2 separate regions of the Homo sapiens genome follow, and region 2 is linked to region 1. Evidence: read pairs that join two places in POLR2A ChIA-PET (ENCODE). Cell type or tissue: GM12878. All regions are shown on one strand. Each heading gives the region's core, and the rest is flanking DNA. Links, peaks and the distances in the headings are about the cores only. Region 1 has its middle 13 kb from the start of DUSP2. Region 2 overlaps STARD7-AS1 (STARD7 antisense RNA 1).

The links. Peaks named below come from ENCODE experiments on the same cell type or tissue, not always from the same donor. Only the 100,000 strongest peaks of a DNase experiment are listed, where the experiment ranks them.
Region 2: POLR2A ChIA-PET joins it to region 1 with 11 read pairs; 5 of 35 experiments call an interaction of 5 or more read pairs at or near these places.

The regions. Positions count from the first base shown.
Region 1 is chr2:96,154,167-96,162,496 of GRCh38, reverse strand. No RefSeq gene overlaps it. Among named protein-coding and RNA genes, the nearest start is that of DUSP2, 13 kb to the right of the region's middle. RefSeq lists enhancers at 3,341-3,878, 3,887-4,026, 4,187-4,596, 4,313-4,607, 4,419-4,957 and 2 more. In GM12878, for the core only: no CTCF peak of the experiment used is centred there; DNase peaks (open chromatin) are centred at 356, 4,516, 5,276, 5,816 and 1 weaker place; H3K4me3 peaks cover 760 bases; H3K27ac peaks cover 4,360 bases.
Region 2 is chr2:96,230,134-96,238,463 of GRCh38, reverse strand. STARD7-AS1 (STARD7 antisense RNA 1) reads right to left here. Exons shown (of 4, transcript NR_046322.1): 2 at 365-559. Among named protein-coding and RNA genes, the nearest start is that of SNORA112, 20 kb to the right of the region's middle. RefSeq lists enhancers at 4,213-4,362, 4,373-4,442. In GM12878, for the core only: a CTCF peak has its summit at 4,445; a DNase peak (open chromatin) is centred at 4,483; H3K27ac peaks cover 1,640 bases.

The DNA.
Region 1 (8,330 bases), core at 309-8,308:
TCAGTGTGTGTAGATTTACCTCATTATTTGTTTTTACAGATACTTGATAGAAGTGTAAAAACTTTGTATTCCATTTTTCCTCCCAATACAGACAATGCTGCCTTGGAAATCTTTGGACAAGTTTCTTCACCCAGAAGAGAGGTTGCAGGGTTGAAGAGCATGTGCTTTAAACATTTGGATAGGTTCTGTCAAATTGCTTTCTTTAAACACACGTTATCAACCAACTTACACTCCCACCAAAAGAGCACAAGTTCACTCATTCACCACCCTTCCCAGTATTTGAATGTTTGCCAACCTGATGGGTGGATCATCGCGCTGCCTTGTTTCAGTGGGTAGAGCATGGCTTTTGTGGATTACTGGAGATTTGCATTTCTTGGTCTGTGAATTCTGTGTTGTTATTCTTTGCCCCTTTCCTGTTGTGTTGTTTGACTTTTTCTTATTTGTTTTTGGAGGCCTCACATCTTTACTCACTTTCTTCACACTCTCTGTCCTCTTTTCCTGTTGGGCTTTTCTCCATAACCACCATCTGACGTACGATGTGTTTATTTCTTTATTGCTTGTCCTCCCCACCCCATTACAATGTAAGAACCAAGAGGGCAGAGATTTTGTCATTTGTCCATGTGAAGGTTTCCAGTACCTGAGACAATGCCTGGTGCCTAATAGGCACCCTCCAATTAACTGCTGGATGAATGAATGAATGAATAATATTTTATCTGTCACTTGCTTTCAAATATTTTCTTTCTTTCTTTTTTTTTTTTTGAGATGGAGTTTTGCTTTTGTTGCCCAGGCTGGAGTGCAGTGGCACAATCTCGGCTCACTGCAACCTCTGCCACCTGGGTTCAAGCAATTCTCCTGCCTCAGCCTCCCGAGTAGCTGGGATTACAGGCACGTGCAACCACATCTGGCTAATTTTTGTATTTTTTAAGAAGAGACGAGGTTTCGCCATGTTGGTCAGGCTGGTCTTGAACTCCTGACCTCAGGTGATCCGCCTGTCTTGGCCTCCCAAAGTGCTGGGATTAGAGGCATGAGCCACCGCGCCCAGCCTGTTTCTAAGTATTTTCTCCATGTTTGTCACTCACCCTTTACTTTTGTTTGTGGTGAGTTTGAGCATACAGAAACTTTTAAAAAATTTTAAGTTTATTTTGTTTTTTTTCTCTCCAACTTTTATTTTAGGTTCAGAGGGTATGTGTGCAAGCTTGTGACATGGGTAAATTGCACGTTATGGGGGTTTGGTGTACAGATTTTTTCGTCACCCCAGTAATAAGGATAGTACTAGACAGGTAGTTTTTCGACCCTCACCCTCCTCGTCCACCTCAAGTAGGCTCCATGTGTGCTCAACGTTTAGCTCCCACTTATAAGTGAGAACTTGCGGTATTTGGTTATCTATTCCTGCATTAATTTGCTTAGGATGATGGCCTCCACCTCCATCCGTGTTGCTGCAAAGGACTTGATCTCCTTTTTTATGGCTGTGTAATCTTCCATGGTATATATGCACCACATTTTCTTTATCCAGTCCACCGTTGATGGGCATTTAGGTTTATTCCTCCTCCTTGCTGTTGTGCATAGTGCTGTAATGAGCATTCACGTGCATGTGTCTTTGTGGTAGAATGATTTATGTTCCTTTGGGTACATACTCAGTAATGAATTGCTGGGTCAAATGATAGTTCTGCTTTAAGTTCTTGGAGAAATCTCCAAACTGCTTTCTACAGTGGCTGAACTAATTTACATTCCCACTGGCAGCATGGAAGTGTTCTCTTTTCTCTACAACCTCTCCAGCATCTGTTATTTTTTGACTTTTTAATAGTAGCCATTCTGACTGGTGTGAATTGTTATCTCATTGTGGTTTCGATTTGCCTTTCTCTAATAATTAGTGATACTGACCATTTTATTCATATGCTTGTTGGCCATATGTATGTCTTCTTTTGAGAAGTGTCTGTTCATGGCCTTTGCCCATTTTTATTATTTTTATTTTTTATTTTTTTGAGAGAGAGTCTTGCTCTGTCACCCAGGCTAGAGTGCAGTGGCGAGGTCTCGGCTCACTGCAACCTCTGCCTTCTGGGTTGAAGTGATTCTCCTGCCTCAGCCTCCCAAGTAGCTAGCTGGGGCTACAGGCGCGAGCCACCACAGCTGGCTAATTTTTGTATTTTTAGTAGAGACAGGGTTTCACATATTGGCCAGGCTGGTCTCTTGAACTCCTGACCTCAAGTGGTCTGCCTGCTTTGGCCTCCAAAAGTGCTGGATTACAGGCATGAGCCATTGTACCCAGCCCTTTGTCCATTTTTTAAATGGGGTTGTTTTTTGCTTGTTAATTTAAGTTCCTTATAGATTCTGGATATTAGAACTTTGTTGGATGCATTGTTTGCAAATATTTTCTCTTGTTCTGTAGGTTGCCTGTTTACTCTGTTGATGGTTTCTTTTGCTGTGTAGAAGCTGTTTAGTTTAATTAGGTCCCATTTGTTAATTTTTGGTTTTGTTCCAATTGCTTTTGGAGTCTCTGCCAGGGCTTGTGTCCAGAATGGTATTTCCTAGGTTTTCTTCTAGGGTTTTTATAGTTTTTATATGCTGGGAGTTCTGGGGAGGAGAGCCTGCATACCAGCCTGAGCTCCTAGTCCCCACTTAACCCTGGGCCACTGTCCTGTCAGCCAAATCGAACTGCTACCGACATACCTGGGTGCCACTGAAAGGTTTCCAGCAGAGCAATTTAGAAACTTAGAAAGTTCATTCTGGATGCTACAGGAGGAGGGGCGAGGCTGGAACCAGGATAGAGGTGGGGTCTCTCAACTCCCTCCAGCCAAAGACCACGAGGAACACAGCTGTAGTTGAACAAATCGGGCATATTTGCAGCGAGGGCAAACACACAGTACCAGGAACCGTGGGCGTCTGGGCAGGATGTGTGAGAAAGCACCTGTGCCACAGGCTGGGCTGTCCTGTGTCCTTGATGTGTTGTGGAGAATTGGACTCCACCTCTTGATAGAAGAGCGTCAAAATGTTGTAGTCATTTTTGCACTGTACCACAAGGCCATTCTTCTTTTTTGGGCTGGGAGAACAAGGAGAGGGAAGATGTTGTCAGAGTCTGGGACAGCGAGGGCTGTGAAGAGGGGCCGAGCTATGGGAACGGGAGTCCCAGAGGGACCCAGCCCGGCCCACACCTTGGTGTCAGGGCAGAGGAGGAGCAGGGATAGAAGTCCTCGAGACTCTTTCCCCACTTCGCCTCCTGGTGCCTTCTGGCTGAGTAGTCAGGAAGCAGAGAGTGAGAGATCCCACCTGACTGTCCGTGCATGGCAGCCTGTGGGCCCAGAGCAGGGAGGAGAACGGGTCTGGGAAGGGGAAGGGGACAGAGAGTAACCAGCAAAGCCACTGCATTCCCAGAGCCCAGAGCGGTGCCTGGCGCATAAGAGCTGCTCCACAAATATGTGTTGAATGGCTGAGTCTCACGGAGGTCTTAGTTCTGGGCAGCGCCCCTCTAATGTGTGTGATCCTCCTGGGGAAATTCCAGGGTGGAGGAGGAGAAGTTTATTGAAGGGGCAAGAAGGGGCTGGGGCCAAAAACAGTCAGCAACACCCTCTCGTGACCCAGCTCCTGGCTCTCTCGCGACTCTTCTTGCCGCTGATGTGACTGGGCTGTCCCAGTGCAGACTCTCTGGACCTCACTGGCCAGGGTCTGAGGGCCTCCTGCCAAGCTAGGACAAGAAGGGGCTGTGCAGGCGGCCAGGCCCCCTGGGTCCACCTTGGACTCCTGGATCCCCCGTGCCCTGAGCCTCTCAGCAAGCCTTGCCCGAGCCCGTGCTGGGCAGCAGGTCCCGAGGCGGCCCTCTCGGGAGCAGACGGCTGCAGTGCACCAGCATGGATTTCTTCTGTCCCAGCACCTGCTGCATGGAGCCTACAGAAGGGGCTGCCGATCAGGGAAAGGAGGAAGGTTCTCTTAGCATAAGCAGCCCGGAGATGCACGAGGAAGGGGCCCAGCTAGGTGGGGCAGGGGGGCACTGTCTGTGACGCTCCCCCTGAATTGACAACCATGGGGCCTCTGCTCTCCCTGACTGCCCTCTCTTGCCCCACAGGATCCAAAGTTGAGGAGTCAAGGGCCAGGAGGCTGAGAGGTGCCAGAGCAGGAGGGTCCTGGGGAAGGCTTTGTCCTCGGCTGTGAGAGAAGCTTACACATGGGCAGAGGGGCCAGGAAGAGCCCTATGCCTGGAGAGAGGCTGGGGGACAGAAGAAAAGCTTCTTCTGGGGTCTCCCTATAGGTGGGGGCTGCCCCCTGTGCTGGGAGGCCAGCCCACTTGCCTGCCCTCATGAGTCTGTTGTTCCTTCATTATTTTAATTATTTACGTATGGCAGGCCGTTCACAGCTTCCAAAACACCTTCCCGGATGGTGGCTCATTCAGTTCCGACAACAGCAGGGTGAGGTGGTGCTGCTGGGGCCCCTTTCCCAGTGAAGCGGCAGGGGCAGGGTGACATGATTCAGCACTGCCGCCGCCCACACAGAGGGGCCACCCCTCCTTGCACGCCATGAGGGGAAGGCACCCCGTGTGCGCCCTACTGCTGGCGTGTGAGCAGTTTCTATTTCCCTTGGCGGACTGGGACTATGGGGCCTTCTCCCCGCTGGGGCCTGTCACTGTCCCAGCCCTGGACCCAGCAGGGAACTTCCTCCACCCTCTATAGGGTGGGGTGTGGGGAGAGCCCCGCTTAGCCTCAGCTCAGGGCTTCTGGGCTGCCGGACACTGCCTGGCCCTGTGGTCCCCAACCCATGTGGCCACCTGCTCACCCATTTTCGACTCCATGCCAGGGCCAAGATGCTTGTAAGCCCCTTGTCCTTCCTCTGCTACTGACCTGTCCCCAGGCCCCAAGGGCTCCTTGGGGAGGTAGGAGATGGCTGAGGATAAGCCCAGTGGTTTTCTGTAACCTGTTCCTTCTGCCCTGTGGGAACCATGGCTGTGCACTGGTCCTGTCCACAGCCCTACTTGCCCAGTGTGGCTCTGGCAGGGGCCACCCCTGTGTTCAGGCATGGGGGCCTCCTGGGGGGACGGTGGCTGACCTGGGGGCAGGCAGGTTCTGCTGAGGGTGGGGGAAGGCAGCATGGCTCTGGGCAGCCTGTACAGGACATGTCTTCTGCCCCTCCAGCCTCTTGCTTAGGATTCACCAAGCATGACTCACTTTCCCTCTCTGAGCCTCAGTTTCCATATCTGTAAAGAAGGGCTGATGAGAATCCCTGGGGTGAGGACAGAGGGAGACATCCAAGAGGGTGGAGCCTGCTTGGAAGCAGCTGCATGACAGCAGCTCCCATGGGACAGCAAGTCCCTGAGGGCTTCACAGAGCTGCAGGGCACCCAAGAGGGAGCCACCACGCTCCGCCAGGGTGACGGGGAAGCTTCCTGGAGGAGGCAGCATTGGTGCTGGCCCCAGGGAGGCGGGCATGAGGGCATTCTGAGTCCACAAGAAGGGCATTGCAGACAGAGTGGCTGCTGTGAGCAAGGTGGTTTGGGGGCCATGGGCACAGGGTGGTGGGAAGAACTAAGCTGGGCTTTGCTGAAGAACATGAATCAAATAAGGGGAAGAAAGATGGGGCCTTGACTCCCTGCTGAAGGGTGTGGATGCATCCCAGAGGCAACTATAGGGAGCTGGGACTCAGATTTCCCTCGGGGAAGAAGACTTGGGCTGTGATGGGAGGGGGTGGGCAGACGGGGCCGGGAGAGGCAGAGGCAGGTGCCCAGGACCTGGGGGTGGCTGTTATCATAGTCTGGTTAGGAGACAACAGGGCCTGGCTGATTCTGAAACCAACTGGTTGGTTTGGGAAACCTCTGCTGTAACCTCACATTAGCCCCCAAACCAGTTTGTCACACTGCTTGGAGTCACCCCAACATGGGCCCTGGTGTGGGCACATGACATGCCGGGTCTCTGATCCTTTTGTGGCATGGAGTTAACCACCTCTCTGCTTTTCTGGTTTAAAAAACAGTGCTTGTTTGTTTTTCTCATATTTTATGTCATCATTCCAAACAAATTTTGGAGAATAAGTAAAAGGTAAAAGTGTGTTTGAAGTGGGCTCATCTCTCAGCCAAGGTGGAGGGGGTTCCCCAGCCCCTGGAAGATGGTGAACCCATCTGGGGTTCTAACCCACAACTAATCTGTAGCCCATCTAATTTGTAGCCACATGTGAGGTCCCATGCCCCGGGTCCTGGGCACACACGCATTTCTGTTCTGTTTCCACTGGGTGGGGGTGGGGGACTGCTGGGCTCCAACCAAGGTCAGATGGTGCCAGGGGCATGGGTGGCAGTGCGGCCATGGGCATGTCAGGCCTCCTCTTCCTTGGAGGACCTTACCACCATCGGAGAGGCAGGACTAATGCACAGAGCCCAGGGGCCTTAACGAGGAAAGGATGGGCGGGAGTCCCAGTTCTGCCTTGACATTGGGGAAAAAATTCCTCATCCGCCAAATGGGAATAGCAAGTAATTCCTGTCCCGCAAAGTGATGTGAAACTGATGAGAAGTGTGATTTTTTTTTTTTTTTTGAGATGGAGTCTCGCTCTGTTGCCCAGGCTGGAGTGCAGTGGTGTGATCTCAGCTTGCTGCAAGCTCCGCCTCCTGGGTTCAAGTAATTCTCCTGCTTCAGCCTCCCTGGTAGCTGGGACTACAGGCGCCCGCCAACACACCTGGCTAATTTCTTTTTGTATTTTTAGTAGAGACGGGGTTTCATTGTGTTAGCCAGGATGGTCTTGATCTCCTAATCTTGTGATCCGCCCGCTTCAGCCTCCCAAAGCGCTGGGATTACAGACATTAGCCACCGCACCTGGCTGAGAAGTATGATTTAATGTAGCTAGCTCACGGTAGATTCACAGTAATTGGAAGTTATTGGAAAACATTGCCAAATAGTTCTTATTTTTAGCCAGAATGAGACAACATCCAGGTGCCTGGTGCTGCTGGAATAGAGGCGAGGAAACCCTCTGGGTCTCCAGCCCAGGCAGTTGCAGCCAGGCCCCCGGCTACTCTGGCCTCCAGGATCTGGGGAGCATGGAGCAGCTTCTGGGAGCTCACTGACTGGGGCCATTAGCAACTGGACATTCTGGGCTGGGGTCTGAGGCTGAGCAGAGGGGCCTGGTGGGTGGAGAAGGGTGGAGGGAGGTGAAATTCTGGTGCACGCAGAAGCCAACAATCCTATTGTGCCTGGTGAGCAACCTGTGTTGAGGTGGTGTGCCCGTTCCCCTGCCTTAAGGAGGGGCTTCAGTCCCCAGAGGGAGAAGACTTCGGCTCTGGGCGCCTTCCCTGGGGGGCATGGGACACTCCCCTGCATTGTGACCTTGGGCCTTTATCCTCTGGGTTTCTCTGGTCCAGCAGGCCTGGCCAGGGCAAGGCTGGGCACGTGCAGGCCAGTCTGCAGACCTAGTGCTCAGGAGCGGTCACGGAGCACCTCCTCTGGCCTCCAGGAGTGCATCACAGGCTGAAGAGGCAGCCGTGCTTGAGCCCAGAATGGAGGAGAAGTCGGGAGGGCTGGGCTGGGACACAGAAGGATCCACAGAAGAGGCGGCTCCAGCAATCCAGGGGCAGAGAACAGCAAGAGCGGAGGTGTGGAAGTTGGGGTTGCAGGGTGAATGGGGGTCGTTGGCGAGTCCTCTAAGCCAGGCCCTTGAGTGAGGATTGGCTGTCACCACTGTGGTCTCTGAGCAGGGAGAGGCAGGCTCTATACTGGTTCATCTTGGGCCAGGCACTGGCATCAGGGGCCTCAGTCCTTTAAGTCCATACGAGGGGCAGGAGTCCTGGGAGAGGCTTGCCAGGGCATCCCCTGAGCCTGGACAGCATGGGCCAGGACCAGCGTCCCTGCCTCAGCCACTGCTCAGCTCCCCTCCCTTGGCCTCCTCTGGCTGAGGGGGATATTTACTGAGGGTAGGGGGGTGGCCTGAAGATGGGGAGCAGTGAGGGGTTGGGGAGGAGGAGAGAGATGGGTGAGGAGGAGGAGAACAAAGAGACAGTGGGTACGTAGAGGAAAAGGAGAGAGAAGGGAGGAAGGCAGGTGGCCCCCCAGCTGCAGGCCTTCCCTGCTGGCACACAGGGCGCCTCCCTGGGCACCACCCTCCTGCCCTTCTCCGGGGTCCTCCCACGGGGTCTGGGTAAGGGCAGCACACCCTCCGGGCCATCCTGTGTCCCTCGTGCCTCTCCCTTGCCCTCAGCACCCAGGCCAGCAGAAAGGAGCCTCCTGGCTTGGGGGTTCTGGCTTAGTGACTGCTGTCATTGGGGCTGCTCCCGGGGGCCCTCACTCGGCCCTGCTCCTGGGTGATCTTGCAGCCACAGCTCCCAGCCCTGTGCTGGCAAAGCACTGGGTGTGCCTGACCCCTGCAGGCTCTAGG
Region 2 (8,330 bases), core at 149-8,148, 76 kb before region 1:
GAGTACAAAGACATATTCCTTCTGGCTCCCACTGTGCAACTGCAGCCCCATCTCTTCCTGGTGGGCAGGGTCCACTACTCCTGCCAGGATGGTGGCTCCTGCTTCTTGCCTACTGGTTCCTTGGTGTACTTTTGCTGTATCCCTTCATGGAAACATTTCCTTATTGGGAACCAGAACCTAAAACCCTCAAAGCTTAGAGTTGTGGTAACAGAAATACCCCAATGGGATTAATGTAAAGTGAAGCCGCTCCTATCTCTACCCCTTGGTTCCTGGACCTATATATTCCTCCCAGTGGGACATAGCGCCTTATTGGTTGTTGATTAGAGTGTACACTGTGCCCTGGAAGGTAGTAACCCCTCCTTACTTGGTATCATCGTCTCTGAGCTGGCATCTCAGCTACGCCTTCAACAGCCCATTTCTTCTCTTCGTTCAAGCCAGTATCTTCTGGGTGGTGCAGAATGTGACAGGACCAGTGATCCCATGGTCACGTGCCATTGTCATGCCTCCTTCGCCTTGCAATGAACGGGCCCTTGGGTCTGATGTGATGTTACGTGGGAACCTATGTCAGTGGGTAAAACACTCAGTAAGCCCTCAGATAGTGGCGTTGGCTGAGGCCCTGCAGGCAGAAAAGGTAAACCATGTGTCCATTCTAGTCAAAATAAATTTCTGCCATTTCTAGGATGGAAGGGACCCATTGTAGTCAACTTATTACCAAGCGGCTACTTATTTACTTTGAGAGCTACTGCCATTTCCGAGGATCAGCACTGATGCATTGCTGGCAGGCTGAACATTCAGCAGTGGTGGTAGCTACATCAGCCCTTGTGAGTGACGGTCCATGTGTTTGTCCCCATCCCTGCCACCACAGTTGCTCCTTCACATGCCCGTTGTGTCAGTTCTGGGGTGGCTGATGGCATCTGGTTGACATCAAATTGGCTAAATCATTCTGTCTAGCTGGTTGTTTGGTGTTTCTTTCAAGTTAGATGCTTTCTGGTGGTCCTCTTCACACTTCCTAGCTACTCAAATAGTCCATCCACATGCCTCTGTCCCAGACATCCTTGTCCTTGATCTTCTAATCTTTCTCCTTCCAGACCCCTGATCAACCCATCAAGGCAGTTACTAGTAGCCATGAATGAATATAAAGTGTACCCTTGGGCTACATGTCTTTCCATACGAAGTGGATGAACAGATGCACCAGTGAGAGGACTGATCCACTGGGGGGATTTCCCTTGCCACTCTTTGTCAAGATCAGCCTATGGTGGGCTGTATTGTAGTCACAGCTCATTTTTGGCTTGCAGCCATATACCTGTCTGACCCATCTGTGAATCAAGAAAAAGCAAAGGCTCTCCTCTTTTGTCAGCTGATCATAAAGGGACTTTGCCCCCCTGTGCAGCCACAGGCATGAGCTGAGGGAGAAGCACTGGTGCCACACTGGCAGGTGACATGTGTGTCTAGGCCATCTGACTGTGTAGCTCTGTTCATGCCCAGTTCTGGACATACCATTTCCATCTTACTATGGATTATGGCTAGGCCCATTCAACTTTATGTCTTGGTGAGTTTGATAGGCAGAACCTAACTAATAACGAACGGTTCTAGACACGTGGTCACTTGGTGCCCCTTGGTGAAGTGTTCCATCTCTGCCAGGGTTTAGTAGCCCTTCAGGAGCTATTCTTCAAAAGGTGTCTAATTCTCTGCTGCAGATAGTATGGTCTTGCTCCAGAACCCTGAAGACCTATATTGTGATTGTCCTGCTGGGGCTTGCTAGAAACTCCACCTTGGATACCTGTAATATAATGGAATGACCAGAGCCTTAGCAGAGGTGCTTCCTGAGGTTAAGGGGAATCTAAAATGGACAGCAGAGGAAGAGAAATGATGAGGATCAATTAAAACATCAAGACTGTAGGGTCTGCCACTTGTAGCAACCGGACCTGCTGCAGAGCTCTCTCCTATTCTGGGCCCCCCAGTCAAAGATGGCAGCCTCTTGTGTTACCAGGTGTTAGGTTAAGCAGTATTCCCAGTTGTGGAATATGCTGCCTCTAAAATATGAATGGATTTACTAGAAGTTGTGCTTCCCTCTTCCCTGTGGTAGGTATGAGTTTCAGTAATTTGTTCCTTGCTTTAGAATGTTTCAGCACGCTTAGACCACTGGACTCCTAAAAAGTTCACTGATGAGGCAAGCTCTTGTATATCATAGGACGTTTCTTCCACTTCCTAGAGTGTATGTGTCTCACCCAAAGTACTTGACACTTCTTGCTCACCTGGCCTCATTAGCAAGATGCATATGATATCATCAACATAGGAACTAATACGAAGTTCTAAGAAATATTCAGACAGTTCTTATGTCTTTAGACTGTATTTTGACAGAGTTAACACAGCCCTGTAGGAAAACCATAAATATATACTTTTGTCAATTCCAAGTGAATCTACTGTTTCTGATCTTCCTTTTGGTGGGGATGGGAAATTGTGCATTTGCCAGATCAGTGGTCAGTTCCCTCACACTGTGTAGACTATGTAAATCCACTCTAGCATGGATGCATCTGGCACAGTAGCTGCAATTGGGATATTCGGTTCGTTTGTTGTAGTCTACTTTCACACTACAGGACATACCTGGATCTCGTAGGGTCCAGATGGGTGAATTAAGTGGAGATTTGAGGGAGGACACTACCCCTGCATCCTTTGTTCTTGAAGGTGGCATTAATCTCTGCCATTCCCCTGGGATGCAGTATTTTTATTTATTTAGAGACAGAGTCTCGCTCTGTTGCCCAGGCTAGAGTGCAGTGATGCAATCTCGGCTTACTGCAACCTTCGCCTCCCGGGTTCAATGACTCTCATGCCTCAGCCTCCCGAGTAGCTGGAACCACAGGTGTGTGCCACCATGCCCGGCTAATTTTTTTGTATTTTTAGTAGAGATGGGGTTTCACCATGTTGGCCAGGGTAGTCTCGAACTCCTGGCCTCAAGTGATCAATCTGCCTTGGCCTCCCAAAGTGCTGGGATTACAGGCGTGAGCCACTGTACCCAGTCTGCCTTTTCTTTCTTATGTTGGCTGGTTATATTAGTTATCTACTGTGGAATAACAAATCACCCCAGGGAGCACACTCATTTGGTGGGCTTTCATCTTAAAAGGAACAAAGGCAGTGTGTGTCCAGGTATAGGCTGGTAGATTTGGTGATGGGAAAATGAGGCAGTTCTGGTCTAGTTGTTTCTTTTTTTTTTTCCGAGACAGGGTCTCAATCTGTTGCCCAGTGCAGTGGCGAGATCATGGCTCACTAACTCCTACTGCTTCAATCTCCTGGGCTCAAGTGATCCTCCCACCTCAGCCTCCCAAATAGCTGGGATCATAGGAGTGCTTCACCCTGCCTGGCTAATTTTTAAATTATTTTTGGTAGAGACAGGGTTTTGTCATGTTGCCTAGGCTGGTCTCAAATTCCTGGGCTCAAGTGATCCTCCCGCCTTGGCCTCCCAAAGTGCTGGGATTACAGGCTTGAGCCACTGCACCTGGCCTGAGTTGCTTCCATTTTCTCATTAAACAAAGCAAGTCATCAGCTGAGATGTGAATCTCAGTAATACTGTCTGTATCATGAGACCTGTCTCCTTGGCCATAATTACCACAACCGGACCGGGGATGAGCTCCTAATCCAAGTGAAGGCACTTGATTCTTTCTTTTGGGAGCTTGAAGTGAGGATTCAAAGACATCAGTGTCAATTAGTGCTCAAACTGGAAGGATTTGTAAATTTAGAAACTGGGTCAGACATTTTTCTTTATATAAATGGAAAAGCTGAGAAGATTAGGTAGGGGTTGGGTGAAAGAGTAAAGCAGAAAGGAAGTAGAAAAGTAGAAAGAAAATAAGAGTCCACATAGACTTGGAGTTGCAAAAGAGGAATTACTTAGGTTCCTGTCCTAAGGTTTGAGTCCTCTGAGAAGATGCCCAGATAGGACTAAATGTGCAAGAGATGTGCTGGGAAAACACTTGTGAAGCGAATAGCAGGAAGCCGGAAGAGCCTGGGAGAGCTGCAATGCAGGTGTAGCCCCTGCCAGGAGACAGGAATGGAGGAGGGCTGGGTTGAGGAGGTGTTAGAACGCAGTGTAGTTCTTTCTTTTTCAGAGACAGTCTCCCTTTGTTGTCCAGGCTGGCCTCAAACTCCTGAGCTCAAGCAATTCTCCTCCCTCAGCCTCTTGAGTAGCTGGGACTACACATGCCTAACCATGCCCAGCTTAGAACGTAGTGTAGTTCTAAGAAAGCTCTGCAAGAGCTGATGAGGTGTGCTTGTGCCAAAGCCACCTGTCAGAGGAGTCCCCATATCCCAGAAATGGGCCTGCCTTAGTATGGCAGGCCTGCACTCAGTCACCGGGTGGGAGCAGCTCACAAGAAGGGTGGTCTCAGTGCAAATGCAGTGGCAGAATTTCATAGCCCAGCAGCAGGGGGCCATGTTACGCTCCCCTGCATTCAGAGATGTGAGCAGTGCACTCTCATGGCCACAGCTCCCAATGCCTTTTCAGTTCCTTTTTCTACCACCTTATGATGCGCAAGTGCCTTTCCTGCCTGTGAATTCTGAGCTTCTTGAGACACTCCTGGATCTTTCAAATTCGATTCCATATTTATGCTTAAACTACTTTGAGTGGATTCCAAGTACTTGCAACAAAAACAACAACAAAAAACATAGATTGAAATAGTAACAAGGGGACTATAATCTAAATTTTCTATATAAGAGGGGATGGAAGGAGGTAATAATAATTCTAGCGCTTATTCCTTATACCCTGTAGAGGGTTCTACAGTTTGTAATGTATTTTAGCTTACACAATCTTATTTGAGTCTTACAACAACCTCTGAACACAAGTAAGGCTGGCATCATTATCTGTATTTCACAGATGAGGAAGCTGAGTTTCAGAGACAATACAAATTATGCTGAATTGAAAAAAAATGGAGGCCGGGCGAGGTGGCTCACGCCTGTAATCCCAGCACTTTGGAAGGCTGAGGCAGGTGGATCACCTGAGGTCGGAGTTCGAGACCAGCCTGACCAACATGGAGAAACCCCATCTCTACTAAAAATACAAAATTAGCTGGGCATGGTGGTACATGCCTGAAATCCTAGCTACTTGGGAGGCTGAGGCAGGAGAATTGCTTGAACCCGGGAGGCAGAGGTTGCAGTGAGCTGAGATAGTGCCATTGCACTCTAGCCTGGGCAAAAAGAGCGAAACTCTATTCAAAAAAAAAAAAAAAAAGACAAACCATATAAATGTTAGCCTCTACCTATAAAAGCAGTGAGCCAAAAGCAGCACTGCATTCCTGGAGAGATTGCAGAAATTAGTTCCACCACTAATCAATGATCTGAAAGACACAGAGCTGATGATTTCCATTCAGCTTAGCTCTCTAGCCTGTGCAGATCCAAGATGGATCCAAGAGAATGGCGTGGATTATTATAAACTCAATTAGGTTGTGACTCCAATTGCAGCTGCTATTCTAGGTGTGCCTTCATTCATGAAGCAAATCAATGCATCCCTTGGAGCAAAGTATGCAGCTATTGATCTGATGAATGCTTTTTTCCTCAGCAATTTTTAGTAAAGACCATCAAAAGCAGTTTGCTTTGAGCTGACAGGGCTAGCAATACCTATTCGTTATCCAAACTCAGGACTGTATCAATTCGCAGTCATCTGTCATCATCTAGTTTGTGGAGACCTTGTCCTCTTCTCTACTCCACAGGACATCACATTCATCTAATGTGTTGATAATATGCTGATTAGAAGTAGTAACTATTCTAGCCACCTTGACGAGATATATGTATGCCAGAGGGTGGGAAATAAATCCCACAAACATTCAGTGAACCTTCTGGGGGGCCTAACGGTCTGGGGCATGTTAAGCTGGGCCCTACTACCACTAAGAGGCACAATGCCCAGTGGTTTTGGATTTTGAAGGCAATGTATACCTCATTTCAATGTTCTTCTCTGACCCATTTTCTGAATAACTTAAAAGGCTATCAGTTTTGAGTGGGGCCCAGAAGAAAAGATGACATTGTCATGACAGTTCCTGACTTATGAAGGTTCAACTTAATTTTTTTTACTTCAGCAATGATGCGAAAGCGATGTGCATTCAGTAGAAGCTGTATTTCGAATGCTGGATTTTGATCTTTCCCTAGGTGAGTGATATGTGGTGCGATGCTCTCTCGTGATGCTGGGCAGCAGCAGTGAGTGCAGCTCTGCCAGCCACAGGATCACTAGGCTGGATGACCAATATTCTACAGTGGGCTGTATGGACGGATCACTTTGCCCAACTGTAGGCCAATGTAAGTGTTCTGGGCATGTTTGAGGTAGGCTAGGCTAAGCTATGATGTCCTGTAGGTTAGGTGTATTCAGGGCATTTGCAACTCAGGATATTTTCTTTTCTTTTTCTGAGATAGGGTCTCACTTTGTCTCACCAGGCTGGACTGCAGTGGTGCAAGCATGGCTCTCTGCACCCTCGATCTCCTGGGCTCAAGCCATTCTCCCACCTCAGCCTCCCACGTAGCTGGGACTACAGGCGTGTGCCTCCATGCCTGGCTAACTTAAAAAATTTTTTTTTTTGTAGAGACAATGTCTTGCTATGTTGCCCAGACTGGTTTCACACTTCTGGGCTTAAGTGATCCTCCAGCTTTGGCCTCCCAAAGGGTGGGGATTACAGGCATGAGCCATTGCACCTGGCGAAATTTTTATAATTGTATGTTGTCTCAGCATCTGTTTTAAATACAGGTTAGCCTTTCTCATATAAAAAGCAGGACTCAGTCACCCTTGACACATTGTCCAGTTCTCCACCTCCTCCTAGCTCCTCAGTGTGATCAATCTAGATACCTGCCTTATACAACCACCTCCTGATGACCACTTCCCTGTGGACACCTAGATACTACATATGTGACTTGCTCCAACCCCCTCGCCCCACATGGACTGCCCAGACATGCTGCAGTGACCACCTCTGAGTCACAGCATGACCCCATGATACTTGTGCCTGCTTGCTCTAAACTTACCAGTTAGAACTCCTATCGGATGCAGTGGCTCACGCCTGTAATCCCAACACTGTGAGTGGCCAAGGTGGGAGGACTGCTTGAGACAAGGAGTTTGAGACAGCCTGGGCAACATAGCGAGACCTTGTCTCTACCAAAAATAATTTAAAAATTAGCTAGGCATGGTGGCGCACTCCTGTGATCCCAGATATTTAGGAGGCTGAGGTGGGAGGACTGCTTGAGCCTGAGAGGTAGAGGGTGCAGTGAGCTGTGATAGCGCCAGTGCACTCCAGCCTGGGCAACAGAATGAGACCATTTCAAAAAACCAAAAACCCGCTGGGCATGGCAGCTCATGCCTGTAATCCCAGCACTTTGGGAGGCCGAGGCAGGAGGATCACCTGAGGTCAGGAGTTTGAGACCAGCCTGGGGAACATGGCAAAACCATGTCTCTACTAAAAATACACAAATTAGCCAGGTGTGGTGGTGGGCACCTGTAATCCCAGCTACTCGGGAGGCAGAGGCATGAGAATCACTTGACCCTGCAAGGCGGAGGTTGCAGTGAGCCAAGATTGCACCACTGCCTTCCAGCCTAGGTGACAGGGTGAGACTCTGTCTCAAAAAAAAAACAACAACAAAAAAAACAAAACCAAAAACCAACCCCCCCCCCACCAAAAACAAACAAACAAACAAAAAAAACAAAAACTCCTCTCAGGAAACCTGCTTGGGTAATGGCCTGGACCCAATACAGACATTAGCCCTCAGGCCCCTTGCTTTCTCTCTCATTCCCTGCTCCCCAGCTAAGCACGTGTGTCCTGGCCAGCTCTCTCCCCACTGGCCCTGAGAGGCGTGCTGCCCTCTTCTCTGTAAGAGCTCTGTAAGCAATACACTGCTTCTGTTACTTCATGTGTTTTGCTGTGTTGCCTCCTCTGCAACTCACCTGACCATCATACCTGAACCCAACTCTCATTCCATAGAGGGTTCTCCTACAGAGTGGCTATCTTGGTAGGAATAAACTGGACACAAGTCAGACAAGAGCCACACAGGTGTCTGCCAGTATCAACAAGTTTCCTGTGAGACGGACACCTGGTCATGGGTCTGACACTTAGGAATTAGGCCATCTGCCAGATAATGAAGTATCCTGTCAATGGCGCACTGCAAACATCCATGGCCAGCTCTCCTGGGGCCCTGGAGTCAGGACAGGGCTAGAGTTTACAGCCACTCTCCAGAAAGAGGCCTCAAGATGAAATCAGAAGAAACACAATACTATCTTCTGCAGGTAACTATTCTCCTTTTGAGATACAGCTTCGAGCATGTCACTTGGCCCTAGTGGACACTAAAGCCCTTGGCTGTGGGCCACCAAATTA